Linked DNA regions of Homo sapiens: regions 2, 3 and 4 are each linked to region 1. A link is a loop called in an ENCODE intact Hi-C map of the cell type or tissue named here. Cell type or tissue: K562. All regions are shown on one strand. Region 1 holds the start of DEF6 (DEF6 guanine nucleotide exchange factor). Region 2 holds the start of FANCE (FA complementation group E). Region 3 has its middle 10 kb from the start of TULP1. Region 4 has its middle 9.5 kb from the start of LINC03135.

The links. Peaks named below come from ENCODE experiments on the same cell type or tissue, not always from the same donor. Only the 100,000 strongest peaks of a DNase experiment are listed, where the experiment ranks them.
Region 2: it touches region 1 in a loop (9-fold over the local background); 55 of 110 quality-filtered maps call a loop at or near these places.
Region 3: a loop joins it to region 1, with 3 times the contacts of the local background. A loop is called at or near these places in 4 of 110 quality-filtered maps.
Region 4: a loop joins it to region 1, with 2.8 times the contacts of the local background. A loop is called at or near these places in 14 of 110 quality-filtered maps.

Annotation. Positions count from the first base shown.
Region 1 is chr6:35,294,356-35,302,355 of GRCh38, forward strand. It overlaps ZNF76 (zinc finger protein 76), which reads left to right. Exons shown (of 14, transcript NM_003427.5): 13 at 101-214; 14 at 789-1,630. The coding sequence ends at 893. DEF6 (DEF6 guanine nucleotide exchange factor) reads left to right here and starts at 3,463. Exons shown (of 11, transcript NM_022047.4): 1 at 3,463-3,597. The coding sequence starts at 3,502. RefSeq lists a silencer at 1,800-1,964. In K562, CTCF peaks have their summits at 165 (motif pointing right) and 3,401; DNase peaks (open chromatin) are centred at 156, 3,426, 4,387 and 5,486; H3K4me3 peaks cover 1,224 bases.
Region 2 is chr6:35,445,291-35,453,290 of GRCh38, forward strand. It overlaps FANCE (FA complementation group E), which reads left to right and starts at 7,048. Exons shown (of 10, transcript NM_021922.3): 1 at 7,048-7,503. The coding sequence starts at 7,256. It also overlaps the pseudogene MKRN6P. RefSeq lists a silencer at 6,699-7,598. In K562, a CTCF peak has its summit at 4,299 (motif pointing left); DNase peaks (open chromatin) are centred at 4,281, 6,971 and 7,321; H3K4me3 peaks cover 1,451 bases; H3K27me3 peaks cover 1,544 bases.
Region 3 is chr6:35,519,159-35,527,158 of GRCh38, forward strand. No RefSeq gene overlaps it. Among named protein-coding and RNA genes, the nearest start is that of TULP1, 10 kb to the left of the region's middle. In K562, CTCF peaks have their summits at 3,841 (motif pointing right) and 7,559 (motif pointing left); a DNase peak (open chromatin) is centred at 3,823; H3K27me3 peaks cover 3,729 bases.
Region 4 is chr6:35,549,180-35,557,179 of GRCh38, forward strand. It overlaps the pseudogene RPS15AP19. Among named protein-coding and RNA genes, the nearest start is that of LINC03135, 9.5 kb to the left of the region's middle. In K562, a CTCF peak has its summit at 3,304; DNase peaks (open chromatin) are centred at 3,302 and 4,353; H3K27me3 peaks cover 2,181 bases.

The sequences.
Region 1 (8,000 bases):
TGGGTTGTTCCCAGCACCTTAATTGGAGGGATGTTTATTTGGATTGTGGGGAGGGAGAGTATACTGCAGGTGGAATGGAAGACCTCCTTTTGTCTTTCAGGTCACAATCATTACCTCTGGGGCTGTGGTGGCTGAGGACTCAAGTGTAGCATCTCTTCGTCATCAACAGGTGGCACTGTTGGCCACAGCCAACGGAACGCACATTGCAGTGCAGGTGAGTAGAGATCTGGGAGGAAAGGGGATCCCACGGCCAGAGAAGTCAACAAGGAATAAAGGGGAATTAGATGAGGATCTTGAAGAGAAGGGCATCTGACTCAAAAAGAGCCCATTTCAGAGGACAGATCCCTTTCCTCCTGCATCCATGCATCTGTCTCAGGCTCGCTCTTGGCTGAGGCAGAATGTTGAAGCCTCTTCTGGCCTTCAGGATAACTCCGATGGCAGTCCACCTGTGGTCCAAGCCCTTCATCATTTTGTGTCTCTGTTTCTTCATCTGGAAATGAAGGAGGCTGACGTAGATGATCACCACGGTTCTCTTCAGCCAGTCCTTCCTCCGTGAGCAAGTGGGTCTCTCTGACCCTGGCTATTCCAGGGCCCCCTGGCCATGCCTAGCCTAATAGGACTCTTCATCCGTGAACTTCATGTTTATTGGAGCCCTACTAAGTGCTCAGCGTGTGGCACTGGGTAGATGGGGGAGAGTCAAAAAAAAAAGTAGGCCACATATTACTAACACTGGAATCTAGCAGGGAGGGTCTCACTGTCTCCTTCCTTCTGCACCCCCTTCCCCACAGCTGGAGGAACAGCAGACCTTAGAGGAGGCCATCAATGTGGCCACTGCGGCCATGCAGCAAGGGGCTGTGACCCTGGAGACAACAGTGTCGGAGAGTGGCTGCTGAGTCCAAGAGGGCTGGGTCCCACACCATGCTGGAGGAAGTGCCATCTGCATGGCCACTCTTGCCCCCAAGGGCCCAGGCTGTGGCTGACACATAGAAGGTGGCCACATAGGTCTCTGGGGTGAGAAGACAGCAAGAAAACTGCCTAACTGAAGGGAATGGGGGCCCTGCTCAAGAAGGGGGCCAGGCAGCTGGAATCAGGGGAGTGCATCATCCTCGGGAGCTGACAACAGCCAGGCTACACCAGGGCACCCGCCTCTCAAAATCAGCTGGGCGCCCACTCTCCTCCTAAAGAACACCCTTCTGGCCCTCAGTCTGTTCCCCTTCTCAGGTAGAGATTGGGGCTGCTATGGGGACTGGCCCTGTAGGGTTGAGCCACAGACAGCTCTTCAGCCCAGTAGCAGTGGAGCAGGCCCTGTCCTGCCCTCCCAGCAATAACCACCTCCCTGGAGGCCAGCTGAGATGCCTGGCTACTTGGCACCAGGGACTTCCTGACACCACAGTCAATTAATTCCTCAGGGGCCTGTGGCTGAAGAAAAGGTGCCCAGCCCCCACCACTCCTCAGCTGCCCCCCAACCTCTCTATGGCAGAGAGGCAGGGAGTGGCCCTGTACATAGACTGCTGGGGATTGGGTTTGATTTGTTTTGTTTTTTTTAATTCCATTTTGATAATTTTTTTCCTGCTCTGGGTGGTGGTGGCACATGGATGAATGAGTATTTAATAAAAGTTCCAAATTTCCACCTGGGTCCCTCCATCCTTTCAGCTCTAGGCCCGGGTGGCAGGGTTGGTCAAATCAGGCTATCAGCCCTGTCTCCCTGGCACAAACCCCACTCAGCCTTGGTGCCAGAGTGGTGGGGCTGGCCTGCCAGGGACACAGGTGGGAAGGAAGCCCAGTATAAGATAAAGCCCTGAGGAGCTGCTGGTGGCTTCTTGCCCACAGCTGAGCAGGTGGGCTCCAGGGTAGCCAAACAGGACCAGGGTGACCGCTGCTTCCAGGCTCTGGCTGAATCTCAGGCCTCATGTGATTGAGCTGGGGGAACTCTTTTCCTGCCTTTTCTTGTGAAACGTAGTCAGAGCCCCTCCAACCCAGCCACCCCCAAATCACACAGTCAGCTTCTCCAAGAGGGCAAAGCCCCAGGTTAGAGTGAGGCTGGGGGACACCTTTGCCAAGGTTACTGAGATTCAAGGAGCAGAGTCTGATGCCTCTGGAGCTGAAGTCTTGGCTCTATTACCCAGCTCTGGGGGTGCCCACCTAGGTGCCTAGGACTGTGCTGTGGGATTTCAAAGCCACAATCAGACCCCACTGAAAAGTGAGTTGGTGAGACCAGATCAGCTCCAGGGGGAAGAAGGGATACAGGGGAAGGCACTTGATGGGAAGAAGCTCTGGGTTTGACTCTGCCTACACAGGAACATTGCAGGGATTGGTGGTGCCTCTTTTCCTCTCTCTGCTGTGATGGATATGCCCCAACCCCTTCCTGCCTCCTAGGATTGGAACCCCCTCCTCTGATCCAGGCATCCTCTCCCAGGATGCCTAGAAAGCTCCCATTTACTCTTGCCACCAGCTCCTTGGGAAGAGAGGGGCGGGGGCGTGCTTCCAGGCAGGAGGTATTCCCAGCACCTTACTTGGAGGGATTTTTATTTGGCTTAGGGGGTAGGGGGAGGTGTCTTAGAATTGGCCTGAGCAGATGTCTTCAACATCTGTGACCACCATTCCTGGTGTGGGCGTGTCCCAGTCCTTTTGGACACTGGATCTGAAGAAAGGAAGCACTGACATGGAGGGCCCTGAATCCCAAGCCTGCTGCTGCTGGGACCCTTAAAGTTGAGGTGCACCACAAGGCTCACCCCCATGTGTTTCAGGAAGTTTCCAGTGTCTTCAGGGCTACTGGGGCTAGAGTGGGCAGTGCTCTGAGTACCGTTTAGAGCCAGTGCTGAGGGGATAGGGAGCCAGCAAGTCAAGTGCCACATCCTGACCTGGAGAGGTGCCCTGGCCCATTTCCTTCTCCAGCTTTGTGATGTTGCCTTTGTTTCCTTCCACTTGGATGGAGTCCCACCACCATGGTAATGTTAAGTAGCACCAAAAGCTCTACCCAGAGCCTACTATGTGCTTTACGTCCATTCTCAGACATTCTTACAACACGGAGGCATTTTTCCTGCTTTACAAATGAGGAAACTGCTCAAGGAGGTTAAGTAACTTACCCAAGGCCTCCTATGTTGAACTAGGACTGGACCTTTACTCTGTCTGACCCCAATATCAGGATGAGCTTGCTTTTTCCCTCAGCAAGCTGCGTCTGGGAGCCCTGGAAGGCTCCAGAAGCCTCCGGGTCTGAGGAGGCTTCTAAAAGGGCCTCACATGCCCCGGGAGCCACGTGGATACAGAACGAGGGTTCCCGCTCTCGGAGAGTTGGTCCCCAGTTCCCATGCAGGGAGTGGAGCCTCTGAGCACTGCCAGAACAACAGGCAGGGTTCTCGACAGCACAGAGCCTCACGCAATGTGCAGGCAGGTGGTGCTCTCGCTCCACCACGGCACCTCTGCGGTCTCTGCAGCCGTTTGCATTTCCTGAAACCGGATCTTAGTGTCAGAGCCGCCCCCAGCCGGGCGGGCGCCTCAGCCATGGCCCTGCGCAAGGAACTGCTCAAGTCCATCTGGTACGCCTTTACCGCGCTGGACGTGGAGAAGAGTGGCAAAGTCTCCAAGTCCCAGCTCAAGGTGAGGGGCACCCGGGACCCGGGGGAGGACGGCAGATGCACCACACCAGCCCCTGCCGCCTGGGAGCCAGGTGTGGACACTGTGCCACTCCAGGGGCACCCAGCCATCCAGCGTCCCGGGCCTGGGGTCGGGGGGCTGGTCCTGGGTAACTGGGCCAACGTAGCCTGGTAGATGCCGCTGCCCACCCTCCAGAGACCTAGTGAAGTGTGTGCAGAAACCTTGCGCAGAACTGGGCCCCACAACTGGAGGCCAGGAGGTTCTGAGGGCCATTATGGGGTTCTGAGGGCCAGGAGCCAGGCCACATCCCAGACTCTGTGTGATGAGCACACACACCTCCACAGAGTCATGCTTGGGCACGCAGTGTGCTCTTTCTTGCTGCTTCCTCCTGACTTTCAAGAGAAACAGTTAGCCAGTGCTTGGCAGTCATTTCCTCTGGAGCTGAGAGAGGCATAAAGGGGCCGCCCCCAGTCCCAAACCTGTCTGGCCTGTCTAACCCTGCCCGCCAGGTGGGACAGAGCTGCGGAGTGGGTGAGGACTGAGGACCCTATTATACTGCTACGCAGCTCACCCCCCTATCCACCACACATATCAGGTTGGGAAACTTACCTTAGGCCTTGAGACCTCAGGTAGGGAAGGGGGAGAATCTAAGCCCAGGAAAATCCCAATCAATGATTGTCCTGAAGTCAATCATCTGGCCTAGACAATTTCTGGGAGGCCAAGGAGTTTTTCTCTCTCTTCCTCTAGTCCTCCAGTAGTGCTGCCTTCCCTACCCTAGTTAGTGGGGAGGAAGCAAGGCCCTCAGCCACTAGAATCAGCGAACACTGGGGGAAAGGAGCAAGGTAGGCCTCAGCTCTCTAGGACCTGCCATAGGGGTGCCTTCGTTCACTCTGCAAGTACTTGAGTGCCCCTCGTGAGGCTCTGTGCCTGGCATGTGGCTAGGCACTAAACTGGTGTCTCCCTGCCCCATCCTCCAAAGGAGACGTGTGGTCTCAAGGAAACCTCCATTCTTAATGACCGAGGTAGAGGGTGCTGGATACCTGAGAGATGAATGGGACAGAACAGTTATTGTGCCCCACCACCGTTCCAACCCCCTACTTTACTGAACTTGGATGTGAGGAACTTGAATATCCCAAACTGGTCCTATGTTAAATTCCTTACCTGGATTTGTGAGCATCTAATAGATGATTTCACTCCCCCAGGAAGGAGAGCCCACTACTATCTTTTGTCACCTAGGGAGAACCTCCTAACAGGCAGATTCTTCCTTACATCCTATTTAAATCTCTTGTATTGCAGATCATGTCATTTGGTTGGGTCCTCAGTATAAATGGAAAAAAGTCGATCATCCAAAATCCATTTCTGCAAACTCTGTGTCCCACCCCTACCTCCCACCCTGTCCCTTTAATATCTTGCCAGACAATACCAGCCCCCGTGGCTTTTTGCTTCCAGGGTAACATTTTCCACTTCTGTATTACCTGTGGCCACTGAGACCTCTCCAGGCTCTCTCTGCCCTTCACATGGAAAGTACAGCCTTTAAGTGGCTCCCCTTTTCCTGGTGCCATCAGCCAGTAAAGCCTCCTAGCTTGAGCCTCTGTCTTGCCCTCTAAAAGGGCCACTACCCACTCCCTCATCCCCACAGGTTGCGTATTTCTAGGGAAATACTCCATGGAGAGCTTGCATGCTTGAACTGTCCACTGTCTGTACCTCATCACAGCTCATATTGAACCTACTGCCAGCAACATCTCTGGTCACACAGGATCAATTATAGAGTTCCCTCCTACTTGACAGAAAACTTGTCAACTCTGGAAACCTGGGCTAACAGTGGGAGTCTCAGGGGCCAAGTGGGGGTGGGGCGGAAATGGCGGGGCTCCTTTCAAGCCCATAATAGTGAATATTGGAAGAGGAGGAAGTAGTGATAGTGTTGGGGGGCGGGGATTCCAGCAAAGCAAAGGAGTAATAGAGAAGTGGTCAAAAGGCAAAGGAGGAAGCAGACGAGAGAGTTATACAAGCAGGGCCCACCTCTCCCCAGAAAAGACTTGGGGATGAGGGAAAAGACCTTGGAGTCAATCTGGTTTTTTGTTGTTGTTTTAGAGATGAGATCTTGTTCTATCACTCATGCTGGAGTGCAGTGGTGCAGTCATAGCTCACGACAGCCTCAAACTCCTGGGTTCAAGCGATCTTCCTACTTCAGCCTCCTGAGTAGCTGGGACTACAGGCACATGCCACCACGCCTGGCTAATTTTTTTATTTTTTATTTTTTAGAGCCTGAGTCTCATTATGTTGCCCCGGCTGGTTTCAGACTTCTGGCCTCAAGTGATCCTCTGGCTTCTGCCTCCTGAGTAGCTGGAATTATAGTCTTGAGCCACCTCACTGGGCTGGTTACTAAAACCATCCCTAGCGTTAGGGTCCTGGGTTGGAACCTGGCAAGAGACCTGCACTAGCCCAGGGCAAGATGTGTCGGTGCGTGACATTTGCCACTTCTCCCCTAATGTGTTGGTAGACGGGCTCCCAGTGGCTGTCCTGGGCAAACCCACGATGAGGCCAGAGGGTAGGAGGAAGAACAGCACGTCCTCTGAGAAAAGCCCAAGGAGTAGGGTTGTTTCTCCTGGAAAAGAGAAGGCTTGAGGGAAAAACCAGATACTTCTTTCTCTCTTTGAATTCTTGTAGAAAGTACAATGGCTTCATCCAGTTGGGTTGAGAACAGAGAAAGTAAACCAATAGGAATGGCACTCCTGCCCAGGATGGATTTAGGTTGAACACAAAACTTCCCAGGAGTTGAGGGCTGTGAGTTCTTGCAAGGTTCCCAGAACCGCCTCTAAAAACCTTTGGAAGGTAGCCATCCTGACAGAGGGCTATAGAGAGGGGAGCCCTTGGGAATGATGTGTGTCCTACTGAACACACCCTCTTACCCAGGGGAGCAGTTTTGATTTTAGAACTAGTGGAGGATCAGCTGATAATTTGGCCTCCTTCCCCACTGACTATCAGGCAGTGGGGTGAAGGGGTATGTAGATGGAGCAGTGTGTCTCTGGTTTGATGAGGATCTTTGGGTGGCACCAGGCCTACCACTTCCTCCTTGACTGGCAGGAGCTGGGGGAAGGGAGGGAGGGTAGACAGGGGCCTTCCAGTCTCCTGCACCTCCAGCTGATATTCAGGGCAGTCCTGGAGCCCAGAGTGAGACTCTTGCCCACTGAGAATCAATGAGCTTCAGGTTTTGCCTCCTCTGGAGAGGGACAACCACCTTCTCCTTAGTGGAGGAAAAGTTAAGAACAGCTCCAGTCCAAAAACCTGCTGGCTGGCTAGGATCATTAGCTTTGTCCTGACCCCTGTGTGCTACTGGTCTCCCCAGGCTAGGATTTGTGGGTAGGGAGGGGAGGATGATTTAATGATGTGCAGAGCACTTGACTCAGAACCACGCAGGCTTGGATCCGTACTGCTCCCCATCTGGGTGACTTTAAGCAAGTCACTGTCCATCTTCAGTTTCTCATCTATAAACCAGGGGGTTGATCACCAAGCTGTCCTACAAAACTAAAGAATAAATTCTGTACCTCAAGTAGGTAAAATTGGTCTATGATGCAGCCTCTCCTTTCCCTTAACTGGGCCTCTGTCTCCTTTGATGCCCACACCCAACCCCTACAGCCCCTTCTTGCTCTCAGCAGGTGACACAGCTAATCCAAAGATTCCCACCTTTTAAAATTTCCAGTGTTCCTCCATGATAGTAGTTATGCTTTTCTAGTAACCCACTAGAATACATTTGGTAACTCTTAAAAGGAGCTGTGTCTTTTTTTTTTTTTTTTTAAGACAGAGTCTTGCTCTGTCACCCAGGTTGGAGTATAGTGGTGCAATCTCAGCTCACTGCAACCTCCACCTCCCAGGTTCAAGTGATTCTCCTGCCTCAGCCTCCCAAGTAGCTGGAATCACAGGTGCCCACCACCACGCCCAGCTAATTTTTGTATTTTTAGTAGAGCCGGGGTTTTGCCATGTTGGCCAGGCTGGTCTTGAACTCCTGACCTCAGGTGATCCACCTGCCTTGGCCTCCCAAAGTGCTGGGATTACAGGCGTGAGCTACTGCACCTGGCTGGATCTGTGTCTTTTAAAAGGATCACTTGGAACCTAGATTCATTTAAAGACCTTGCTGGGCAAGGTGGCTCACATCTGTAATCCCAGCACTTTGGGAGGCCATGGCAAGAGAATCACTTGAGTCCAGGAGTTTGAGACCAGCCCTGGCAGCATAGCAAGACCCCAACTCTACAAAAAATGAAAAAAATTAGGCATGATGGCTCCTGCCTATAGTTCCTGCTACTCTGGAGGCTGAGGTGGAAGGATCGCTTGAGCCCGAGAGGTCAAGGCTTCAGTGAGCCATGGTTATACCACTGCATTCCAGCCTGGGCAATAGAGTGAGATTCTTT
Region 2 (8,000 bases), 150 kb after region 1:
TCTCCCAGGCTGGAGTGCAGTGGCACGATCTTGGCTCACTGCAACCTCCGCCTCCTGGTTCAAGCGATTCTTCTGCCTCAGCCTCCTGAGTAGCTGGGACTATAGGCACATGCCATCACGACTGGCTAATTTTTGAATTTTTAGTAGAGACAGGGTTTCACCATATTGGCCAGGCTGGTCTCGAACTCCTGGCCTCGTGATCTGCCTGCCTTGGCCTCCCAAAGTGCTGGGATTACAGTCTGTTTTTTTTGTTTTTGAAATGAAGTCTCCCTCTGTTGCCCAGGCTAGAGTGCAATGGCATGATCTCAGCTCACTGCAACCTCCGCCTCCTGGGTTCAGGCGATTCTCCTGCCTCAGCCTCCTGAGTAGCTGAGATTACAGGCACTCGCCACCACACCTGGCTAATTTCTGTATTTTTACTAGAGATGGTTTCGCCATGTTGGCCAGGCTGGTCTTGAACTCCTGACCTCAGGTGATCCACCCACCTCGGCCTCCCAAAGTGCTGAGATTACAGGTATGAGCCACCGAGCCTGGCCTATATGAGAGGCTTCTAATTCTGACTGGTCTCTAATCCACTTGGGGGCAGGACGTGGGTTACCACAGAGTCTTGCATGCAGGAAATGCTCAGTGGTTGCCTCAGGGGTGAGTGAATGGATGCAGTTTTCCCAACAGCTGCTGACAGGGATCACGGCCACTCCCAGGAGTCTCTGCCAAAGTTCCACCTTGTCCGAGAGCTCATGGCGCCACTTCAGAGCCTGGACCTTGAGGTGCAGCAGGTTGTGGGTGAGGGGTGGCAAAAGATGGCTTTCTGGCCCTCTGGGACACCCAGATCTGCTGGGGGAGGGCTTGGTGGCCACTGAGGCTGAATGTGGGCATGCGGGTGGAGTGTCTGACCCTACCTGTGGCTGCCTGGGAAGCAGGACAGTCGGGATGTGGTGTGTGGCATCTGCATGGACAAAGTGTGGGACAAGCCAGAGGCCCAGCGGGTCTTCGGCATCCTGCCCAACTGCACCCATGCCCACTGTCTGGGCTGCCTGCGCACCTGGCGGAAGAACCGGCAGGACTTCCCGCTGGATGTCATCAAGTCAGTGTCATGGGGGTCCCAACAGGGATGGAGGGAAACACCCCAGTGAGGAGGCTGGCCTGGGGGCCTGTGACTATTCTCCCACATTCTACTCCACTGCTCAGGGCGTGTCCACAGTGCCGTGTCCATTCCAGCTACATCATCCCCCACAAGTTCTGGGTGAGCAAGGGGGCCCAGAAGGAGCAACTCATCAGGAACTTCAAGGCTCGGACCAGGTGAGGCTGCAGAGGGAACGAGACTCAGGGTTAGGGAAGTGGAGAAGGTAGCCCCTGATTCATTCTGGTTCAGCCATGGTTCCCAGCCAGTGAATCCCCAAAGCCCTGAAGTTTAGAGTGACCAAAATGGCAGGTGAAGGCATGAACTATTTTCATGATTTCAGAAAGCCCAGTTAATAAGGCCAGGCATGGTAGCTCACACCTGTAATCCCAGCACTTTGGGAGGCCAAGGCGGGCAGATCACCTGAGGTCAGGAGTTCAAGACCACCTGACCAACATGGTGAAACCCCGTCTCTACTAAAAATACAAAAATTAGCCAGACGTGATTGCAGGCGCCTGTAATCCCAGCTACTCGGGAGGCTGAGACAGGAGAATCGCTTGAACCCTGGAGGTGGAGGTTGCAGTGAGCTGAGATTGTGCCACTGCACTCCAGCCTGGGCAACAAGAGTGAAACTCTGTCTCAAAAAAAAGGAAAGAAAGCCCACTTAATAAACGGAGAGTGGCTGAGATAGCAGAAGGAACACCAGGGCCAATTTTCTCTTCTAACTTGGCTCAGAATCAACTTAGAGCAACTCTGGTTCTCTCTGCACCATGAGAAGCCTTGCTTTGGCTTTTATTTCCAATTTGTCATAAGGCAGGAAAGTAAACTGATATGAATACATGTTATTTGCTTAGCTGCTCTTTGAAAACATGGGGTGGCTGAGAAGGGGGCTGAAAGGCAGCCTTATTGGATAGGTCTGAATCTCTTGGGGAGGGTAAGCACTTATTCAAAATCTGGAATTAGCTGCAATTCCAAGTTCCTAACTCCACCTTCCCAAAGGGTTTACTACACTTGATCTATGCAAAGTGTATTTGGGTAAAGGGAGGGATAAAGAAGGAGGCCTCGTCTTCACCCAGGAGATAGTCAGGCGTGTTCTGGAGACACCTGTGAACGCTAATAGCTGCATCAACAAAATTACTGAAGGAAACACTAACTCGAGTGACTCTTACAGAAGGGGAAGTATTTAAGCTGTGCATGGGAAGAACAGGGTTCCTCAGGAGGAGAAAAAAGAGGGTGTCCCAGGCAAAGAGAGATGGAAGTGAGGAAATACAGTTGACCCTTGAACAACTTAGGGGTTAGGGGCACCGAACCCCATGCAATCGAAAATCCATATAGAATGTTGTTGTTGCTGTTGTTGTTGTTGAGACAGAGCCTCGCTCTGTTGCCCAGGCTGGAGTGCAGTGGTGCAATCTCGGCTCACTGCAGCCTCAGCCTCCTGGCTCAAGCAATCCTCCCCAGTAGCTGGTACTATAGGCGCGCACCACCATGCCTGGCTAATTTTTGTATTTTTTGTAGAGACAGGGTTTTGCCATGTTTCCCAGGCTGGTCTTGAACTGCTGAGGTCAAACGATCCACCCGCCTCAGCCTCCCAAAGTGCTGGGATGACAGGCGTGAGCCACCACACCTGGCCATGTATAACTTTTGACTCCCCCAAAACTTAACTAATAACATGCCGCTGACCAGAACCCTTTCGGACAACATAAAGTCAATTAATACAGATTTTATATGTTATATGTATTATATAACATAATATGTATTCTTACAATAAAGTGAGCTAGAGAAAAGAAACGTTAAAATCATAAAGGAGAAAATATATTTACTATTCATTAGGTGAAAGCAGATTACCATAAACGACTTGATCCTCATTGTCTTCACATTGAGTAGAAGGACGAAGAGGAGGGAATTGGTTTTGCTGTCTCCAGGATCTTGTCTGCGTATAAGCTGCCCCAGGCAATTCAAGCCTGTGTTGTTCAACAGCAACTGTACTGGCAGCTGGGCCACCAGTTGGAAGTTTCCCAAGGGGAGCGCTCAGGACTGGATGTGATAGGAGATGGTGTAGATGGAGGTTTATTGTGTGACAGGCTTTGTATCTCGTAAACTGCATGAGGCAGGGACTCTTACTATCCTCATACTGTAGAAGAAGAAACTGAGGGGCTGGGCACGGTGGCTCACACCTGTAATCCCAGCACTTTGGGAGGCTGACGGGGAGGAACTCTTGAGCCCAGGAGTTGAGACCAGCCTGGGCAACATGGTGAAGCCCCATCTCTACAAAAAATATAAAAATTAGCCAGGCATGATGGCACACGCGTGCAGTCCCAGCTACTCAAGAGGCTGAGGCAGGAGGATCACCTGAGCCCCAGGAGGTCAAGGCTGCAGTGAGCGTAATCATGCCATTGCACTCCAACCTGGGTGACAGAGCAAGAACCCTGTCTCAAAAAAAAAAAAAAAAAAAAACAAAAAGGCCGGGCACGGTGGCTCACACCTGTAATCCCAGCACTTTGGGAGGGCAAGGTGGGTGGATTATCTGAGGTCAGGAGTTTGAGACCAGCCTGAGCAACATGGTGAAAACCCGTCTCTACTAAAAATACAAAAAAATTAGATGGGCGTGGTGGTGGGTGCCTGTAATCCTAGCTACTTGGGAGGCTGAGGCAGGAGAATCGCCTGAACTTGGGAGATGGAGGTTTCAGTGAGCCCAGATCATGATACTGCACTCCAACCTGGGCAACAAATGTGAAACTCCATCTCAAAAACAAAAAAAAGTCTGGTATAGTGGTTCACACCTGTAATCCCAGCACTTTGGGAGGCTGAGGTGGTTGGATAACCTGAGGTCAGGAGTTCAAGACCAGCCTGGCCAATTTTGTGAAACCCCACCTCTACTAAAAATATGAAAATTAGCTGCACGTGGTGGCATGCACCTGTAGTCCCAGCTACTCGGGAGGCTGAGACAGGAGAATTGCTTGAACCCCAGAGGTGGGTGTTGCAATGAGCCGAGATTGCACCACTGCACTCCAGCCTGGGTGACAGAGCAAGACTCCATCTCAAACAAACAAACAAACAAAAAACCCAAAAAACAAACAAAATAAACCAGAAAAATGAAAGGAGGTTCCCAGGGCCGCTGCTGTTGCTGGCTCAGAGACTGAGAAGTACAGAAAGGGGCCCCTTAAGATACTTTACTGCCATCTGCTGGAAGATAGAATAAATGTAAAAGCTACACTATGATGCTAGTGGTGTCCGCTTAGATGCGGGGCTTTGGTGCTGTGTACAACCTGCCCAACCTTATGTGTCAGCCTTGAGTGCCCCTTGTTCTTGGGGTAACAGGTTTTGAAGGTGATGGTCGTCGTCTTCTCTCTCATAGCCAGATCCGATGCCGGTTCTTCGTGCGAGGGAATGGCCGCTGCCCCTTCAAATCTGAGTGTATCTACCTGCACCAGCTCCCAGCTAAGGCTGGGACCTCCGGTCCTCCCTGGCCTGAGAGAGTGCAACTGGCCTCTGGGAGTGAGGTGGTAACCGCAGGGGTATGGGGCAGGGGAGGCTGCTGGTCATGGCTTATAATAAATGTTTGTGATAAATATGAAACCTATGGATGGTATCTATGATGCTAATATGGTGCCTACTTAGATGTGGCACCTTTGTGCTATGTACAATCTGCCCAACCTTATATGTGAGTCTTGAGTTCCTCCATTCCTGAGGCAACCAGTGTTGAAGTTGATGGGTTTTCACTGATTTTTCTCTCTACTCCCAGGTGCTGGGCCCAGCATTGTTCCTAAGGGGTGCTGAGCCAGAGGACAATGTGCTCTTCACAGACGGTGCCCTGGCCATGACCTTCTGGGGTTCAGAACTCCTGCAGGACCCCAACAGTTCTTACCATGGCCTTCTGTAATCAGGATCAACTTGAGGAAAATTGGGGTGAGGGGAAGGAGTTTCTAGGTGGTAGGTCTTTCCCTTTTAGGGTTTGGTGGGGGGGCAAAAGTAGCAAGCCCTCCACCCCCATGAACTGCAGCAGTGACACAGCTGGGGACATGGAGGAATGGGGGAGGGCTCCTGGAATGAGGAAGGTTCAAACCCTCTTGCCAGGGCCTTGGTTTTTAACTTTGCTCTTTTGTAGAATGACTCTGAAAGAAAACCAATAAAATGCACCTAAGTTATCATTGCTGGTGTCTGAAGAGTGGTCCGCTCATAGCCCAGCCCCACTGCCAAGTGCAATAAGGCTGCTTCTGCATTCAATCTGTTGCAATATTACTTGTCACTTAGCTTCTGGAAAACTTCACAGTGCATTTTTGCATTATGAAAATAGTAATAACCTCATGAATCTTGTGAAAGGGACTCGGGGATCCACCAGGGTCCTTGAGCCATGTTTAGAACTTTTCCTCCCTGTTCCCTTTCAGGTGGCCAGAATACAGACCTTGGTGGGTGGGAGCCACAGCCACTCAGAGTAAAGCTGTAGGTGAGGATGCACAGGGCATTGCAGGCTTTTTAGCATTCTTGGCCCTGCCTGCTATTCATCAGGTCCCACTCCTCTAACAGCTTGTCATTCGAAGACCCAAAACATCCCCTGTAAAGTTAGAGCTGCTTACCTGAAACAGAAGGTGTCTGGAAGAAACTTCTTTCTTGCTATTTTGGCATTTGCAAAGCAGCCATTATCTAAGAAATATCACTAGTCTTTCCCGACATCTCCCTTGAAATCATTTTGGCTCAAATGGAGATCAGATCAAGCTCAAGATACTCCCATGGCTTTCCATACTATTCAGAGTGAAAGCCCAACTCCTTTCTGTGACCTCAGGCCTCTTAAGATCTGACCTGGTTCCCACTCTGATCTCAACTCCTATTACTATCCAGCAAGTGCCCTCCGTTCCAGCCATGCTTTTGCCCCAGAGCCCCCCCGCCCTCCACAGGGAGGACTGAAATGGTCTTCTCACAGACTTCTATCTGGCTTGCCAACCTCATCTTCACATTCATCTTGCCTGACCACCCTATTTAAAAGCACTTCGTGCTGTGTGTCGGTGTTATGTTCTTTTTGAACACATCACAAACATTGTTTAATTAGCTTTCCGTCTCTCCCCAGTTGTGTGACAATGAGGGCCAGGATCTTTGTTTTGTTCCCAGTATCCCCAGTCCCTAGGTGCTCAGTAAACATTTCCTGAATGAAGGGCTGTGTGTGGCAGCAGAGCTGGGACAGGAAATACAAGCTAGCCCCCAAAGCAAGGTTTAGGAGGCACTGTGGGGCTCTTCTCGCTTATTTCCTACGCTTTGCAGTGATCCCACCCTTGGCTGGAAGCCAAGTTCTCCAGCGGACTTCCTTAAACTGAACCCTAGGAAGTGGAGCCACACCTGGCCCCCTATAAACGACCCAGAGCAAGGTTACTGCTTGGTCTTTGGGAGGAAGTTCAGAAGAAAGTCTTTGGCCGTATTAATAGTGTTAGGTTTTACTGTGACCATGTCATTCTCAGGGATGTTTGTATATCAAATACTATTTCTGGAGAGGACTGAAACCCAAATGATAGCACTTTTGGCCTGTGGAAGAGATGAAGCTAAGTGGGGTGGTAAATTGTGGTCAAATTCTATGGTGAAGTCCATGACAAGCAACATGCCGTCAGCGTAAATACAGCGCGGGTCCTCTAGCACAACAGAACCCCTGACATCCACTCCATTCCACTACTTTGGGGAGTGATGAAGAAAGGGAGAGGGTTGGGGTCGTCAGCGGCGGATCCACCCCTCCATCAACCCCCGCCCCCGCCCCGCTCCAGGCTCCCTGGCCCGACACCGCCCACAAACTAACCACTTGTTTTGTCCACGCCCCCTCCCATGGGCACGCCCCAGGCCTTGGCCCCGCCCACCTACTCCGGCTGGACTTGTGCCCGGCCCTGCCCCTTGCGACCGGCCCTCGCGCCGGCCTCACGTTCAGGCTCCGCCCCCGGCCGCGCCTCCCTCCTTCCCTTTCCGACAGCGCGGGAACGGCTGCGGCTTCGGGCGGCCGGGTTTCTCCGGTCTCCCAACGCCGAGGAGAGCTTGTAACAGGCGCTGGAGCTGGCCCGCCACCGCCGCGTCAGGGACGGCGCTGGAGTCCTCCGTTCCCCTCAGCCTCTGAGCTGAGGCCCCACACCAGAGTAGGGGGCGGCGCGGCACCCGTGCCCCGGCATGGCGACACCGGACGCGGGGCTCCCTGGGGCTGAGGGCGTGGAGCCGGCGCCCTGGGCGCAGCTGGAGGCCCCCGCCCGCCTCCTGCTGCAGGCGCTGCAGGCGGGGCCTGAGGGGGCGCGGCGCGGCCTGGGGGTGCTCCGGGCGCTGGGCAGCCGCGGCTGGGAGCCCTTCGACTGGGGTCGCTTGCTCGAGGCCCTGTGCCGGGAGGAGCCGGTCGTGCAGGGGCCTGACGGCCGTCTGGAGCTGTAAGTCCTCGCCCGCGGCCCCTTAGCAGGTATGGGAGGCGGGGGGCTGTCGGGGGAACGACACACACAGAGGTGAAATAAGCCCCTTCAGCGACGGCCTGCCGCGCACCCTATGAGCAGGGGCACCCTTCACTGAGCACTTGCTGTGTGCGGGACATCGAGGATCCGGGAACTCGAGGCACACGCCTTCTGTTCGCTGTAAGGTATAGTGATGATAAGTGGAGGCAAATCACTTTTGATCGCGTACTTCCATCTCTAAAAAACTGGACTCGTACGTCCAGTGTAAGTATACTTATGTATAAAGTGTACACATGTGTTAAAATACGTACATTTTAAAGTACAAAAATAGATACTTAAAACGTGATGGTGGAATACGTATCCGCTATCCTGGTGGCTGTATGCTCTGCTTTTCAAAGCATAACGTTCACTTTAAGGCAAGATTGCTTTCTCTAAGAATGGTAACTGTGAATCCATATTTTAGTGTTCTTGATAATTTC
Region 3 (8,000 bases), 220 kb after region 1:
TAACTTGTCCAAGGTCACACAGCCAGTGTTTAGTGGAGCCATTCCACTGACCAAGCACCTACTATGTGCTTGGTTTTACTTGTGTTATTTCTAGTCCCTACGGAAACTTCAAAAGGCAAGCAGGCATTTTTCTTCACCTCCCTGTGCCTCTATTTTTCTAGTCCATAAAGTGGTGACGACACTTGGAATCGACTTTATGGAAATTGCCGTGAAAATTGAATAGATAGAAACGTGCAGTGCTTAGCACAGTGCTGGCCACAGAGCAAGTATCCTATGAAATGTCAGCTATGTGCTGTTTTACCTTCATTTCACCAGTAAGGAAATGGAGGCCCAGGTCCCTAAAGGAACTCCACCTCAGGCCTCCAGGGCTTAGCTTACCTGGCACAGAGGTGAAAGGAGGCGACTTTGGAGAAAGTTAAAGGAGAGTGGTTTTGCCCAGAAACAGACCCAGTGTCCCGCTTCCCCAGGTTTCTGCTGGGTGGCCTTGGGCAAGCATTCCCCCTGCTTGGAGGCTCCAGCCTGGGCATCAGTGTCTCAAACGGGCAAAAGACATTTTGCATCTCAAAAGGATCCATGCAGGTGGGCTCATCAGAAATGGGAACTGCGGTCACCTGAGGGTGTGTCTGGGCTCTTGTGAAATAGAAAGTAGGGCTGAGCTTTGATCAGGCTCACACAGGCTTAAGTTTTGTCCAGGTTGTGTTGTTACATCACATAGCCCCTGGCCGTCTGTTCTAAAAGGAATTTTCTCTCAGTGAACCCTAGGAGTCCAGTGCCAGGGTTCTTGTGTTATCCTTGCTTCTTGGAGGCTCAGAGAGGTTAAGTCACTGTCCAGGTCTCCCAGGTGGGCAGTGTGAGTGAGTGGGATTCGGGCAGATTCTCTGAGCTCAGAGCCCGGGCACAGCCCCACTTTGGCCCGCAGAGGGGCTTCTCAATTGTTGGTTGGACAAAGCCCTGGGTGGCAGCTGGGCACTGGCTGCAGGAGCTGGAAATGCAATGCAAGCCCAGTCTTTGCCCTCATGGAGCTCACAGCCTGGGAGATGAGAGTTGCTGGTGGGCATGTACAGAGAATGAAACAAAAACACTCATGTCTTCTCTAGAGAGAAATCTGGACGGGGCACAGTGACTCATGCCTGTAATCCCAGCACTTTGGGAGGCCGAGGCGGGCGGATCACCTGAGGTCAGAAGTTCGAGACCAGCCTGGCCAACATGGCGAAACCCCGTCTCTACTAAAAAATACAAAAATTAGCCGGGCGTAGTGGCAGGCGCCTTAATCCCAGCTACTTGGGAGGCAGAGGCAGGAGAATCGTTTGAACTAGGGAGGCGGAGGTTGCAGTGAGCCGAGATCAAGCCATTGCACTCAAACCTGGGGGACAAGAGCGAGACTTCTCTCAGAAAAAAAAAAAAGAAGAAAAGAAAGTGGAATCTGGACTGGGCGTGGTGGCTCACACCTGTAATCCCAGCACTTTGAGAAGCCGAGGCAGGTGGATCACTTGAGGTCAGGAGTTCGAGATCAGCCTGGCCAACATGGTGAAACCCCATCTCTACTAAAAATACAAAAATTTGCCAGAAGTGGTGATGCATGCCTGTAGTCTGAGTTACTTGGGAGGCTGAGGCAGGAGGATCGCTTGAGCCTGGGAAGTGGAGGTCGTAGTGAGCTGAGAGGGCACCACTGCACTCCAGCCTGGGCGATGGGAGTAAAACCTTACCTCGAGAAAAAAAAAGTGGAATCTGACAAGTGATGCTACTGGGGGCCTCCATGGCTTTTCACAGAATCCATGTGAATCTGAGCTGGCCCCAGCAGAGTCAGGAATCCCTGGGTAGACACAGTTCTTCCCTCTGCTCACACATGCCCAGGCACAGGCTGCTCTCTGTCTTCCGAAGCCATCATGCTGCACAGGGACAGCTGCTTGGGAAGCTTTTCCACCCATGAGGCCAATTCTGTCTCAGTACAGCACCCCTCTGTGGTCCACTGGGCCCCCCACAGTGGGACAGTCACAGTCTTAGTTCAGCCAGAGAGGGGCCTCCACCCTCCAAGCCCCCAAGGACCCAGGGGTAGAAGCAGCAGCAGTCCCCTGGTCCTCAGCTCCTATGCCCAGGGCAAGTGAATGGGGACCAGATCTGCAGATCTGTTTCTGTCCAGTCAGGCAGAGACCAATAGGAGAGATGGATGAGGGCCGGAGCCAGAGGACAGACAATGAGACAGGTCAGGCTGTTGTGGTGCGGCGTGAGGTCCATTCAATAGCTATTCATTGAGCCCCTACTGTATGCAGGGCACTTCTAGGCACTCCACTCACAGCAGTGAACAGAATGGACCAAAGTCCCTGCCCCTGAAATACTCAAAAGATGTCCTTGAGCCTCTGCGTCCCATCCCTACTTCCCTCTGTGTTAACAGGAGGGGTGCCTGTGCACCTTTCCTGTGTCCATGCCAGTCCCCCCAAGAGGGGCCTGACTGCCCTGCTTGCTTACCCTGGCTCAGTCGGTTGAGTCCAGTGGTGGGAAACTCGGATTACCGGCTGGATCCTGTGCCTGCCTCTGTGCCCGCTCTCTTTGATGGCTAGCCCCTCCCTATGGGACAGTGATCTTTCTAGAACAGAAAAGAGCAGTTCTCTTGATAATTGGCGAGTAGTCCAAACGGGGTGCGACTGATGGAGTAGTGATACTACTATTAGCAGTAGCAGTAGCTGTATTCATTGAGAGCTTGCTGGGTTCCAGGCACTGCTCTAAGTGCTTTATCTGCTGTATTAGCTCGTTTAATACTCAACAATTAGGCCCTGCAGGGTGGCTCACGCCTGTAATCCCAGCACTTTGGGAGGCTGAGGCAAGAGAACTGCTTGAGGCCGGGAGTTCAAGGCTGCAGTGAGCTACGATCACACCACTGCACTCCAGTCTAGTCAATAAAGCAAGACCCTGACTCAAACAAAAAAAGAAAAAAAAAACTCGACAATTTTACATGATTTACAGTTTTCACACCTGTTTTACATTGGAGGAAACTTCACGGAAATGTGCAGTCACTTGCTGAAGGTCAGTACCCAGCAAAGCCTCCCTCCAGAGCCGCTCTGGAGCCACCCCACCCCACGCTAGGGGCAGGAGGATCAGAGCCCCTGCTGCAGGCTGGAGGCTGTCCCGAGGTGCACGCCCTCTGCTGCAGCTGCATATTTGTGAGTCCCCGGAGCCAAACACTTGGCTAGCACCCCCAGAGCAGAGGGAAGAGCCCCGAAACAGAATGGGCGAGTTCAGAGCAGTGGCTGTCACTCTGGCTGCCCATCAGGATCCCTCCTGAGCCTTACAGCGCCCTAGACTGGTTCATCAGAACCCCTGGTGTAGGGCCCAGGCGTCAGCATTCGTCAAGGATCCCCAGGTGAATTCAATGTCCAGCCAAAGCGGGGAACTACCAGGGTAGAGGCCTTGTGGCTTATTGGAAATAGTTGTGGGTTAAAACCCACCTGGGCTTGAGACTTGGCTCCGTCATTTCAAGCTGTGTGACTCTGCGCCAGTCACTTAATTTCACTGAGCCTCAATGTCCTCAGCTGTGAAAAAGGGGTAAGTCCCTCTACCGTACAAAGGGGTTGTGAGGGTGGAATGAGACAGTGTCTGCAAGGACTCTAGCACGTAGGCTCCATCTTTACTAGTAAGGAGGGGGCAGGACAGACTAGGCTGGCAGAGCGGAGGCAACGACTCATCATCGCTGGAATGGGTCTGTGGAATGTGTTGGGACCCCCGAACCCCAGGCCCTCCCACCGTGGGCTTTCAGCTCTTCCGGGAGCTTAAGGCTTCTGACGGGGGCCAGCCCAGGCTTGGAGTGGGAGGGCGGGGAGGGTGCACTGACTTAGCCTTACCACCAGGTGGCGACACGAACACACCCACCGGGGAGGACACCGGCCCCGCGGAAGGTGAGGATAACTGGGAATACCAGGCATGTTACAGGACTTGGTTTTGGTTTGGTTTGGTTTTAGTACTAGGTACATATTTTCTTTCATTTCCATTGACTTCGTGCCACAGTCCTGTGGTAGCGCCACTGCCCTCCTTTAGCGGGTGAAGAAACTGAGGTGGTGCTGGCAACTAGGATGTGAACTCCACATCCGCTTCCTGACCACGGAGTCAACAGCAGTCAGAGCTGCAAGGGAAAGCGTCAAGTCCCGCGGTTCCTAAACCTGTCTGATGATAAAAATCATCCAAGGCTCTTAAAAAAAAGAAGAAAAATATCCTGGGCCACAGGCCAGATATTGAATTAGAATCTCCTGGGAAAAGAGGCCTGAGAATGTGTGTGGTTAAGAGCACCTGGCCGGGCGCGGTGGCTCACGCCTGTGATCCCAGCACTTTGGGAGGCCAAGGAGGGAGGATCACTTGAGGCCAGGAGTTCAAGATTAGCCTGAGCACATAGTGAGAGCCTGTCTCAATTTAAAGAAAAAGTTAAAGGCCGGGGGTGGTGGCTCACACCTGTAATCCCAACAGTGGGAGGCCGAGGCAGGCGGATCACTTGAGGTCGGGAGTTTGAGACCAGCCTGGCCAACATGATGAAACCCCATCTCTACTAAAAATACAAAAATTAGCTGAGCATGGTGGCGGGCGCCTGTAATCCCAGCTATTCGGGAGGCCGAGGCAGGACAATTGCTTGAACCCAGCAGGTGGAGTTTGCCGTAAGCTGAGATCGTGCCACTGCACTCCAGCCTGGGCGACAGAGTGAGACTCTGTCTCAAAAAAACAAAACAAAACCCAAACAACAACAACAAAAACCACAAGAGCACCTGTTTTAGAAATAAGGATCTGTTTCCAGAGAGGAAAGTGACCTGCCCACAGTCACACAGTGAATCCCCTCTAAGCTCCTATCGAAGCTCCTCACACCCTCTAGTCCAGAAGCCAGGCCACTCCCCACAAAGACGAGACCCTCTACCAAATGACCCAGCAATCTCAATTCTGGGTTTATGCTCAAATGAAAGCAGGGTCTCGGCCAGGCGCGATGGCTCACGCCTGTAATCCCAGCACTTTGGGAGGCCGAGGCAGGCAGATCACGAGGTCAGGAAATCGAGACCATCCTGGTTAACACGGTGAAACCCCGTCTGTACTAAAAAAAATACAAAAAAATTAGCCGGGCGTTGTGGCGGGCGCCTGTAGTCCCAGCTACTCGGGAGGCTGAGGCAGGAGAATGGCATGAACCCGGGAGGCGGAGGTTGCAGTGAGCTGAGATCGTGCCACTGCACTCCAGCCTGGGCGACAGAGCGAGACTCTATCTCAAAAAAAAAAAAATATGAAAGCAGGGTCTCGAAGAGATACTTGTACATTCATGTCCTTAGCAGCATTATTTGCAGTAGCTGAAATGTGGAAGCAACAGTAGTGTCCATCGTCTGATGAATGGATGAACAAAATGTGGTGTACCCATACAGTGGAACATTATTCAGCCTGAAAAAGGAAGGACATTCTGACACAGCTACAGATGGAGGAACCTGGAGGACATTATGCTAAGTGAAGTAAGCCAGACACAAAAAGACAAATACTGTATGATTCCACTTATGGGAGGTATTTAAAGTAGTCAAATTCATAGAGACAGAAAGAATGGTGGTTGCCAGGGGCTGAGGTAGGGGGAATGGTAAGTTACTGTTTAATGGACACAAAGTTTCAGTTTTGCAAGATGAAAGAATTCTGGAGATGGATGGTGGTGATGGTTGCACAACAATGTGAATGTTACATTGAAAAATGGTTAAAATGGGTTGGGCCCAGTGGTTCATACCTGTAATTCTAGCACTTTGGGAGGCCAAGGCAAGAGGATCACTTGAGGCCATGAGTGGTCAAGACCAGCCTGGTAACATGGTGAGACACCCCGCCCCTACAAAAAAAAATGGTTAAGATGGTAAATTTTATGTCATGCATATTTTATCACACATATACACCCAGAGCAGAGGGCAGTGCACCCCCAGAATACACACACACACACACACACACACACACACACACACACACACGAGACAATCTGCGCCCAGTCTGATTTTTTTTTTTTTTTTTTTGAGATGGAGTCTTGCTCTGTCGCCCAGGCTGGAGTGCAGTGGTGCAATCTCAGCTCACTGCAACTTCCGCCTCCTAGGTTCAAGCGATTCTCCTGCCTCAGCCTGCTGAGTAGCTGAGATTACAGGTGCCCGCCACCACACCTGGCTAATTTTTGTACTTCTTTAGTAGAGACGGGGTTTCGCCATGTTGGCCAGGCTGGTCTCAAACTCCTGACCTCGGGTGATCCACCTGCCTGGGCCTCCCAAAGTGCTGGGATTACAGGCATGAGCTACCACGCCTGGCCCTGATTTTCTTTATCTTTTTTTTTTTTTTTTTTTTAGTGAGATGGTCTCACTCTGTTGCTCAGGCTGGAGTGTAGTGGCTCCATGATCATGGCTCACTGCAGCTTCCTGCCACCACTACTGACTAAATTTATTTATTTATTTATTTATTTATTTTAGAGACTATGTCCCGTTGAGTTGCCCAGGCTGGTCTCAAACTCCTGGGCTCAAGCAATCCTCCCACCTCTGTGGTCCAAAGTTCTGGGATTACAGGCGTGAACCACCACGCCCGGCTGATAGTTCTTCATTGTTGTTTAAATTTATGTGAATATTTATTAGATCTAAAGTAGAATGTCCAGAATTTGCTACTGTCCTTGACAGCCTCAGAATGATTTTCCCCAAAATGTTAGTATCCAATTTATAATATACTGAAGAAAACAAATCCATGGTTATTGTTAAAATAAGTCAATAAAACTGCTAAGTTGGCCGAGCACGGTGGCTCACGCCTATAATCCCAGCACTTTGGGAGGTTGAGGCAGGCGCATTACCTGAAGCCAGGAGTTCAAGACCAGCCTGGCCAACATGATGAAACCCCATCTCTACTAAAAATACAAAAATTAGCCGGGCATGGTGGCGGGCACCTGTAGTCCCAGCTACTCAGGAGGCTGAGGCAGGAGAATCACTTGAACCCAGGAGGTGGAGGTTGCAGTGAGCCGAGATCATGCCACTGCATGGAGCCTGGGCGACAAAGTGAGACTCTGTCTCAAACAAATAAACAAACACAACAAAACAAAAACTACTAGGGCTATGATTGAAGGAGGAGACGGCTCTTGCTTTGACTGTTCCTCCTTATTCAGCAGAAGTTCCGGGTTTTCACAGGGAGGCTCTTAGGGCAGAGGGATGGTGATGGGGAGCACTTAAATAAAACCCCTGCTGTTCATTTAGACTCAGGGCCATTTTCGTTTGTTTGTTTGTTTGTTTTTGAGACGGAGTCTGGCTCTATCACCCAGGCTGGAGTGCAGTGGCACGATCTCGGCTCACTGCAACCTCCATCCCCCAGGTTCAAGTGATTCTCCTGCCTCAGCCTCCCAAGTAGCTGGGACTACAGGTGCCCGCCACCATGCCCGGCTAATTTTTTGTATTTTTAGTAGAGGCGAGGTTTCACCATGTTAGCCAGGATGGTCTTGATCTCCTGACCTCCTGATCAACCTGCCTCTGCCTCCCAAAGTGATGGGATTACAGGCGTGAGCCACTGCGTCCAGCTGACTCAGGGCTGTTTTGCTGCTCCACCTGCTGGTATTAGGTGGCTCCTAGGTCACTCCCCTTGTGATAGGACAAAAATGGTCAAGGAGAAGCTGGGCAGATTTCTCCCACCCTGGCCCACTAGAGCCCCATAATTTCTCCGCCATCTCACCTCCTTCTTAAGACTGATTCAGGGCCAGGCACCATGGCTCATGCCTGTAACTCCAGCACTTTGGAAGGCCAAGGCGAGTGGATTCCTTGAGCTCAGGAGTTCGAGACCAACCTGGGTAACATGGAGAAACAAACCTCGTCTCTACAAAAAATACAAAAATTAGCTGGCGGTGGTGGCACATGCCTGTAGTCCCAGCTACTGGAGGGGCTGAGATGGGAGGATCACTTGAGCCCAGGAGGTCAAGGCTGCAATGGGCCGTGATTGAACCACTTGTCTCAAAACAAAAAAAAAGACTAATCATCCCATATTGGGAAAGTGGCTAAGTT
Region 4 (8,000 bases), 250 kb after region 1:
GGCATGATCTTGGCTCACTATAACCTCCGCCTCCTGGGTTCAAGTGATTCTCCTGCTTCAGCCTCCCAAGTAGCTGGGATTACAGGCACTTGCCACCATGCCTGGCTAATTTTTTTTTTTTTTTAGTAGAGACAGGGTTTTACCATGTTGGTCAGGCTGGTCTCGATCTCCTGACCTCAAGCAATCCACCCGCCTCAGCCTCCCAAAGTGCTGCAATTACAGTCGTGAACCAACGTGCCTGGCAACCTTAGTTTCTTATTTGTGCTTTGGCTTTACGGAAGAGTTTTTTTTTTTTTTAAATTTTTAAATGAAATACTTATTTGAATTTTTCACCTGCTCAGTGGTAAAAATTTTCTAATAAGTGTTCTTCAGTTTTTGTATATTTATCTTGTTCCTTTCTTCCTTTTTTCTTTTTTTTAAATTTATTTTTTATGTTGTAGAAACAATGTTTCCCTGTGTTGGCCAGACTGGTCTTGAATTACTGGGCTCAAGTGATCCTTCCCTCTTAGCCCCCCAAAGTTCTGGGATGATAGGCATAAGCCACCACACCTGGCCCCTTTCCTCCTTTTTTCTTCTAGTGTCTTTGCATAGATCCCCTACTGATTCATCTTTAATTTATTTGAGAGGGTGAGCTTTTCAGGTGGAATAAGAGCCAGGGCCTTTTCCAAGGAGTAGGTCAATGCTGGGGCAGAGTTGTCAACTGCCAGGCTGACTGTGGAAGGCACACCCCAACATGCACCCAGAGCCCCTGGGCAAAGGCTGTGAGGCTTGCTGGTTCCAGGCAGTGACAGAAATCTGTGTCATCATTGGCTGACCACTAAGCTAACCAAGAAAAGACTTCAGTAGCCATATACAACACAGAATATAGACTTCACAGAATTAAGTCAGAAAAGTCACTAAGCAAACAACAGTAATTACAACAAATCCTGGGGAGGGAGAAGAATCTATTTCTAGAGCTGCCACATCTTGTTATTCAAAATGTCCATTTTTCAAAAAAATTATGAGACATGAAAAGGAAAAAGAAAGTATGGACCCATACACAGGAAAAAAAGCAACCAGTAAAAACTGTTCCTGAGGAAATCCAAACAATGAACCCACTTGAAAAAAATACTTAATCAGCTATTTCAAATATGTTTAGCCAGGCACTGTGGTGGGCACTTGTAGTCCCAGCTACTCAGGAGGCTGAAGTGGGAGGATTGCAGGAGTTTGAGACCAACCTGGGCAAAATAGTGAGACCTCCATTTCAAAAAAAGTTTAAAAAACTTAAGAAAACCGTGTCTAAAGAATTAAATGAAAGTATAAGAATAACTTACCAAACAGAATATCAACAAAGATAGGAATTATAATAAAGAACCAAGTAGAAATTCTGGAGTTGAAAAGCACAATAACTGAAATGAAAAATTCACTAGAGGGGCTCAACAACAGATTTGAGCAGGCAAAGAATGAGTGACCTTGAAGATAGGTTAGCTGAGATGATCTAGTTTGAGGAAGGGGGAAAGGAGAGAATGAAGAAAAAGGAACAGACTAAGATCTGTAGGACATCATCAAACATACCAGCATACACAAAATGGGAGTCCCCAAAGGAGAGAGACAGAGAAAGGTGAGGAAAAAATTTGAAGAAGAAAGTGGCCAAAAGTGTCTCACATTTTATTAAAAACATTAATAGTTTACTTCAAGCAGAATAAACTCAAAGACATTCACACCTAGACACATTATAATCAAATGATTGAAAGTCAAAGCCAAAGAGACTTTTGATGGCTGGTTGCTGTGGCTGATGCCTGTAATCCCAGCACTTTGGGAGCCCAAGTCCAGTGGATCACCTGAGGTCAGGAGTTCTAGACCAGCCTGGGCAATATAGTGAGATCCCATCTCTATTAAAAATACAAAAATTGGCTGGGTGTGGTGGCTCACACCTGTAAATCCAGCACTTTGGGAGGCCAAGGTGGGTGGATCACAAGGTCAGGAGTTCAAGACCAGCCTGGCCAAGATGGTGAAACCCTGTCTCTACTAAAAATACAAAAATTAGCCGGGCGTGGTGGTGGGTACCTGTAACCCCAGCTGCTTGGGAGGCTGAGGCAGGGAATTGCTTGAACCCAGGAGGTGGAGGTTGTAGTGAGCCGAGATCGTGCCACTGCACTCCAGCCTGGGTGACAGAGTGAGACTCCATCTCCAAAAAAAAAAAAAAAAATTATCCATCTCAAAAAAAAAAATTATCCGGGTATGATAGTGGGCGCCTGTAGTCCCAGCTACTTGGGAGGCTGAGGCAGGAGAATTGCTTGAACCTATGAGGTGGAGGTTGCAGTGAGCTAAGATTGCGCCACTGCACTCCAGACTGGACGACAGAGTGAGACTGTCTTAAAAAAAAATCAAAATTTTGAAAGTAGCAAGAAGTAGCAAGAGAGAAACTACTCATTGCAGACAGCCATCCTCAGTAAGATTCACAGGTAATTCCCCATCAGAATCTATGGCAGCCAGAGGGCAGAGGGAAGATGGAGAAATTAAGACATTCCCAGATAAACATATATCGTCTCTACAAAAAAAAAAAAAAAAAAAAAAAAAAAAGCCAGGCATGGTGGTGTACACCTCTAATCCCAGCTACCCAGGAGTCTGAGGCAGGAGGATCACTTGATCCTGGGAGTCTGAGGCTGCAGGATGCTATGATCATGCTGCTGTACCTCAGTCCAGGTGATGGAGTGAGACCCTGCCTCTAAAAAATTTTTTTAAAATAAAGATCTGAGCAGGGGTAGTAGTGTGCACCTGTAGACCCAGCTGCTCCGGACCCTGAGGCAGGAGGATCACTTAGCCCAGGAGTCTGAGGCTGTATGTGCGATGATCATGCCTGTGAATAACCACTGTACTCCAGCCTTAGCGACATAGTGAGACCGTGTCTCTGAGAGAAAAAAAAAAAAAGGAAAAAAAAGAAAAGAAATACTTCAGATCAATAACTTAAGCTTCCATCTTAAGAAACTAGAAAAAGAAGATCAAACTAAACCAGAAGCAAGTAGAGGGAATAAGATCATAAAAATTAGAGTACAGATAAATAAAATAGAGAATAGAAAAACAATAGAGTAAATCAGTGAAACCAAGAATTGGGTTTTTAAAAGATTAACAAAATTGACAATGCAAAGCTACTCTTCTCCCATCACACAGTCTGATTTCTGCAAATACGGTATTTCAGTTATCTGTTGCTGTATGACAAATCACCCCAAAACGTAGTGGCTTAAGACAGCAGCAACCATTTAAATAAAAATTCTGTATTTTAGGCAGGCTCTGTGGGTATGACTCAACTCTGCCTCCACATGGTGGTGGCTGGAATTGCATGCATCCAGAAGCTCAACTGGGCTGTAACTTCCAAGATGTTCCACTCACAGCTGGTAGCTGGTGCTGTTAGCTGAGGCTACAGTTCTGGGCTTTTCCTTGTTCTATCTTGGGCTTCCTTACAGCATGGCAACTGCATTCCAAGAAGGAGTGTTTCAAGTATTGAGAGTGGAAGCTGCCGATGTCCTGGAGACCAACCTTGAAAGTCACACAACATCACTTCTGACACCTTCTATTGGTCAAAGCGTGACACAGCCTGTCCAAATTCAAGGGGAGGGGAAACAGACTCCACTTCTTCATGGGAGGAGTGGCAAAGAAATTGCAGCCATCTTTATTCCATCACATATGGCTTGCCTGCATGATTCCTCAATTGGCCGCTTTTGCTTTGTTCCTTGGGAGCAAAGCAGACCCAGGGGTGTTCTTGCAGCTGCTGTTGATCTGCTCCAGTTGCTGCAAAAAGATTTTATTTATTTACTTATTTATTTGAGATGGAGTTTCGCTCTTGTTGCCCAAGCTGGAGTGCAATGGCGCAATCTTAGCTCACTGCAATCTCTGCCTTCTGGGTTCAAGCAATTCTCCTGCCTCAGCCTCCCGAGTAGCTGAGGTTACAGGCATGCGCCACCATGCCTGGCTAGTTTTGTATTTTTAATACAGACGGGGTTTCTCCATGTTGGTCAGGCTGGTCTCGAACTCCCAACCTCAGGTGATCCACCCACCTGGGCCTCCCAAAGTGTTGGGATTACAGGCGTGAGCCAACGTGCCCAGCCAAGATTTTATTTTTATACACTAGGGTGTGCCCCTCGCCCTCAAGGCATGCACTTTGCTGCTTCTCACATTTGGGTGTGTGTAGGGGGATGGGAAACCAGGCAGAGAGGTCATGGGCACAGACTCTGGGGCCAGATGGCCCGGGTTTGAATTCTGCCCGTGTCACCTGCTTACTGTGTGACTGTGCGCAGTCACGTCATCTTTCTGAGCCTCAGCGTCATTGCAAATGCTGTGCAAGTGTTTGCTTCTGCAGTTGCTACTGCTCTATCTGCAGCCACAGGCACCCTCTGTGATCTTCCTCCTGTCCCTCTGCTGGATCCCTGCTGCCTTCAGCACTCTGGCCTATTTTAGTACTCAGGATCTCGGGTAGCTCCTAGGTTTACTGGAAATGGATTTTATGTTTCTGTATCTCATTCTCCATGTTGCTTCTCATGATTTTTGAGAGGAGGGAGGAAAATGCTAATTTTATTCTACCATACACAAACCAGAAGTCCAAAAAAAACAATTTTTTTCTTTTTTTGAGACAGGGTCTTGCTCTGTCGCCCAAGCTGGAGTGCAGTGGTATGCTCTGGGCTCACTGTAACCTCTGCCTCCCAAGTTCAAGCGATTCTTGTGCCTCAGCCTCCGAAGTAGCTGGGATTACAAGCACAGGCCACCATACCGGGCTATTTTTGTATTTTTAGCAGAGACGGGGTTTCATCATGTTGGCCAGGCTGGTCTTGAACTCCTGACCTCAGGTGATCCACCCACCTCAGCCTCCCAAGGTGTTGGGATTACAGGCGTGAGCCACTGTGCCTGACCCAACAAAAACAATTTTGAAGAGGAACAAGAATAAGCTTTCACCACCAGCTATCATGATTAAAACTATGGTCTTGGCACATGGATAGCTGTGTGTCTTTGTCCCTCTTTATCCATCCTAATGGAACAGAATTGGCAGCCTAGAAAGAAATCCAACGGGTGCAGGAGTTTGGCTCTGACAGAGGTGGCATAACAAACCATGAAGGAAAGAATGGACTAAGCGGTACGTGGTGCTGAAAAAGCTAATATTAGATCCTTACCTTCCACCATACAAAGTACATTCTAGACTAAATACCTACACAGTGTCCGTTTAAATATAGAGGCCCTGGCCGGGTGCAGTGGCTCACACCTATAATCCCAGCACTTTGGGAAGCCGAGGCGGGCGAATCACTTGAGGTCAGGAGTTTGAGACCAGCCTGGTCAACATGGTGAAACCCTGTCTCTACTACAGATACAAAAATTAGCCAGGTGTGGTGGCACACACCTGTAATCCCAGCTACTTGGGAGGCTGAGGCAGAAGAATTGCTTGAACCCAGGAAGCAGAGGTTGCAGTAAGCTGAGATCACACCATTGCACTCCAGCCTGGGCAACAGGCTCCATCTCAAAATAAATAAGTAAAAATAAATAAAAAATAAAAATGGTGGGCCTAACATACACTCTTCTCCCCATGGAAGCCCCTTTCCTCTGAAAAGACAGTAAAGGAATTTAAGAAGTATCAAGCCAAAAGGACAAAGGGAATGAACAGGACAGGAGAGAGCAGCACACAGCGCTGGCAGAATTTTAGAAGCTGGAAAGGGGATGGCTGGAGGGTGACAGAGTCAGCAGCAGGGAGAAGGTGGCACCAAGTATGCAGAGGACCTGGCCAGCCAAAAGGAAGTGGGTTTGTAACGCAGAGCCTGCGCAAGGCAGTAGGTGCTTCTGAAGGGGGGTGTTCAGCATGGGGCTGAAAGAGAGGAGAAGCTGAAAGTCTTCCAGAGACCACTCCCATTACATGCAGCCAGGCAGCTGCCCCTCCCTGCTCCAAGCGGAACACTGGCCTCTTCTCTGGCAAGGCTGTGCCATATACATGTTCAACTTGGTGACCTTGGCAACCCCAGACTCAGCTGAGGATGGAGGGAGGTAACAGCCTGGAAAGAGCATGGGTGAGTGGATGCTGACTTCCAGGAAAATTCCTCTCTGGGGAAATGGACCAGCTCAAGAGGAAAAAGCCACAGAGACTTCCATTCTGGGGCTTCCCAATAACCTTTCTTTTCTTTTTTCTTTTTTTATTAATAGAGACAGGTTCTCGCTGTGTTGCCTAGACTGGCCTTGAACTCCTGGGCTCAAGCGATCCCCCTGCCTTTGCCTCCTAAAGTGCTGGGATCACAGGTGTGAGCCACCTTGCCCAGCCCCCAATAACCTTTCATATGACAAGTTGCTAAGCCTCACCTAGAATCAAGGACATAGAAATCAAAGCAACAGTGAGATATAATGTCCCATAAAATTGGAAAAAGTTAATGGATTTTCTAAAACCAAATGGTGGTAAATATGTGGGAAACCTGAACTCATACTCACGCTGATGGTTTTTGGTAAACTAGTACAACTACTTGGGAGTTTGTCAATACCTAGTGAAGTTGCAGATGCTTAGACCCTATGTCGACTTTCATACATGGACACAAGGAGACAGGTGTACAAGGATATGTGTCGTAGCACTGTTCACAATAGTAAAAATGTGGGAACAACCTAACTGTGCCCCAAGAATGGAATGAATATAGTTGATAAGTTGTCTCTTAAAAAAAAAAAGCTTTTCCGCCATCTTCCCACGACGCCACCATGGTGTGCGTGAACGTCCTGGCCGATGCTCTCAAGAGCATCAACAATGCCGAAAAGAGAGGCAAACGCCCAGTGCTTATTAGGCCGTGCTCCAAACTCATCGTCCGGTTTCTCACTGTGATGATGAAGCATGGTTACATTGGCGAATTTGAAATCATTGATGATCGCAGAGCTGGGAAAATTGTTGCGAACCTCACAGGCAGGCTAAACAAGTGTGGAGTGATCAGCCCCAGATTCGGTGTGCAACTCAAAGATCTAGAAAATGGCAGAATAATCTGCTTCCATCCCACCAGTTTGGTTTCATTGTACTGACAACCTCAGCTGGCATCATGGACCATGAAGAAGCAAGACGAAAACACACAGGAGGGAAAATCCTGGGATTCTTTTTCTAGGGATGTAATACATATATTTACAAATAAAATGTCTCATGGAAAAAAAAGAAAAAAGACAGGGTCTTGCTCTGTCACCCAGGCTGGAGTGCAGTGGCACAATCATGGCTCACTGCAGCCTAGAACTCCTGGGCTCAAGCGATCCTCCCACCTCAACCTCCCCAGTAGCTGGGACTACAGAGGCATGCCACCCTAACCGCCTAATTTTTAAATTTTTTGTAGAGATGAGGTTTCACTATGTTTCCCAAGCTGGTCTCAAACTCCTGGACTCAAGTGATCCTCCCACCTCAGCTCTCTAGTAGCTGGTACTATAGGCATATGCCACCACACGGGCTAATTTTATTTTATTTTATTTTATTTATTTATTTACTGTTTATTTATTGAGACAGAGTCTCGCTCTGCCACCCAGGCTGGAGTGCAGTGGTGCAATCTCGGTTCACCGCAAGCTCTGCCTTCTGGGTTGATGCCATTCTCCTGCCTCAGCCTCCCGAGTAACTGGGACTATAGGCGCCCGCCACCACACCTGGCTAATGTTTTTTTTTCTTTTTTGTATTTTTAGTAGAGACGGGGTTTCACTGTATTAACCAGGATGGTCTCGATCTCCTGACCTCGTGATCCGCCCACCTCGGACTCCCAAAGTGCTGGGATTACAGGCGTGAGCCACCGTGGCTGGCCTTATTTATTTATGTTTTTAAAGAGACGAGGGTCTCACTGTGCTGCCCAGGCTGGTCGTGAATTCCTGGCTTCAAAGGATCCTTCCACTTCAGCCTTCCAAAGTGTTGGGATTACAGGCATAAGCTATGATACCTGGCTGATCCTGTCTCTAAAATAAAAAGAAATTTTAAAAAGTGAGTTGCAAAAGCATCACCCTTTTTAACCAGATCCTTAACTGTAAGCAACAGAAAATCCTTCTGACTT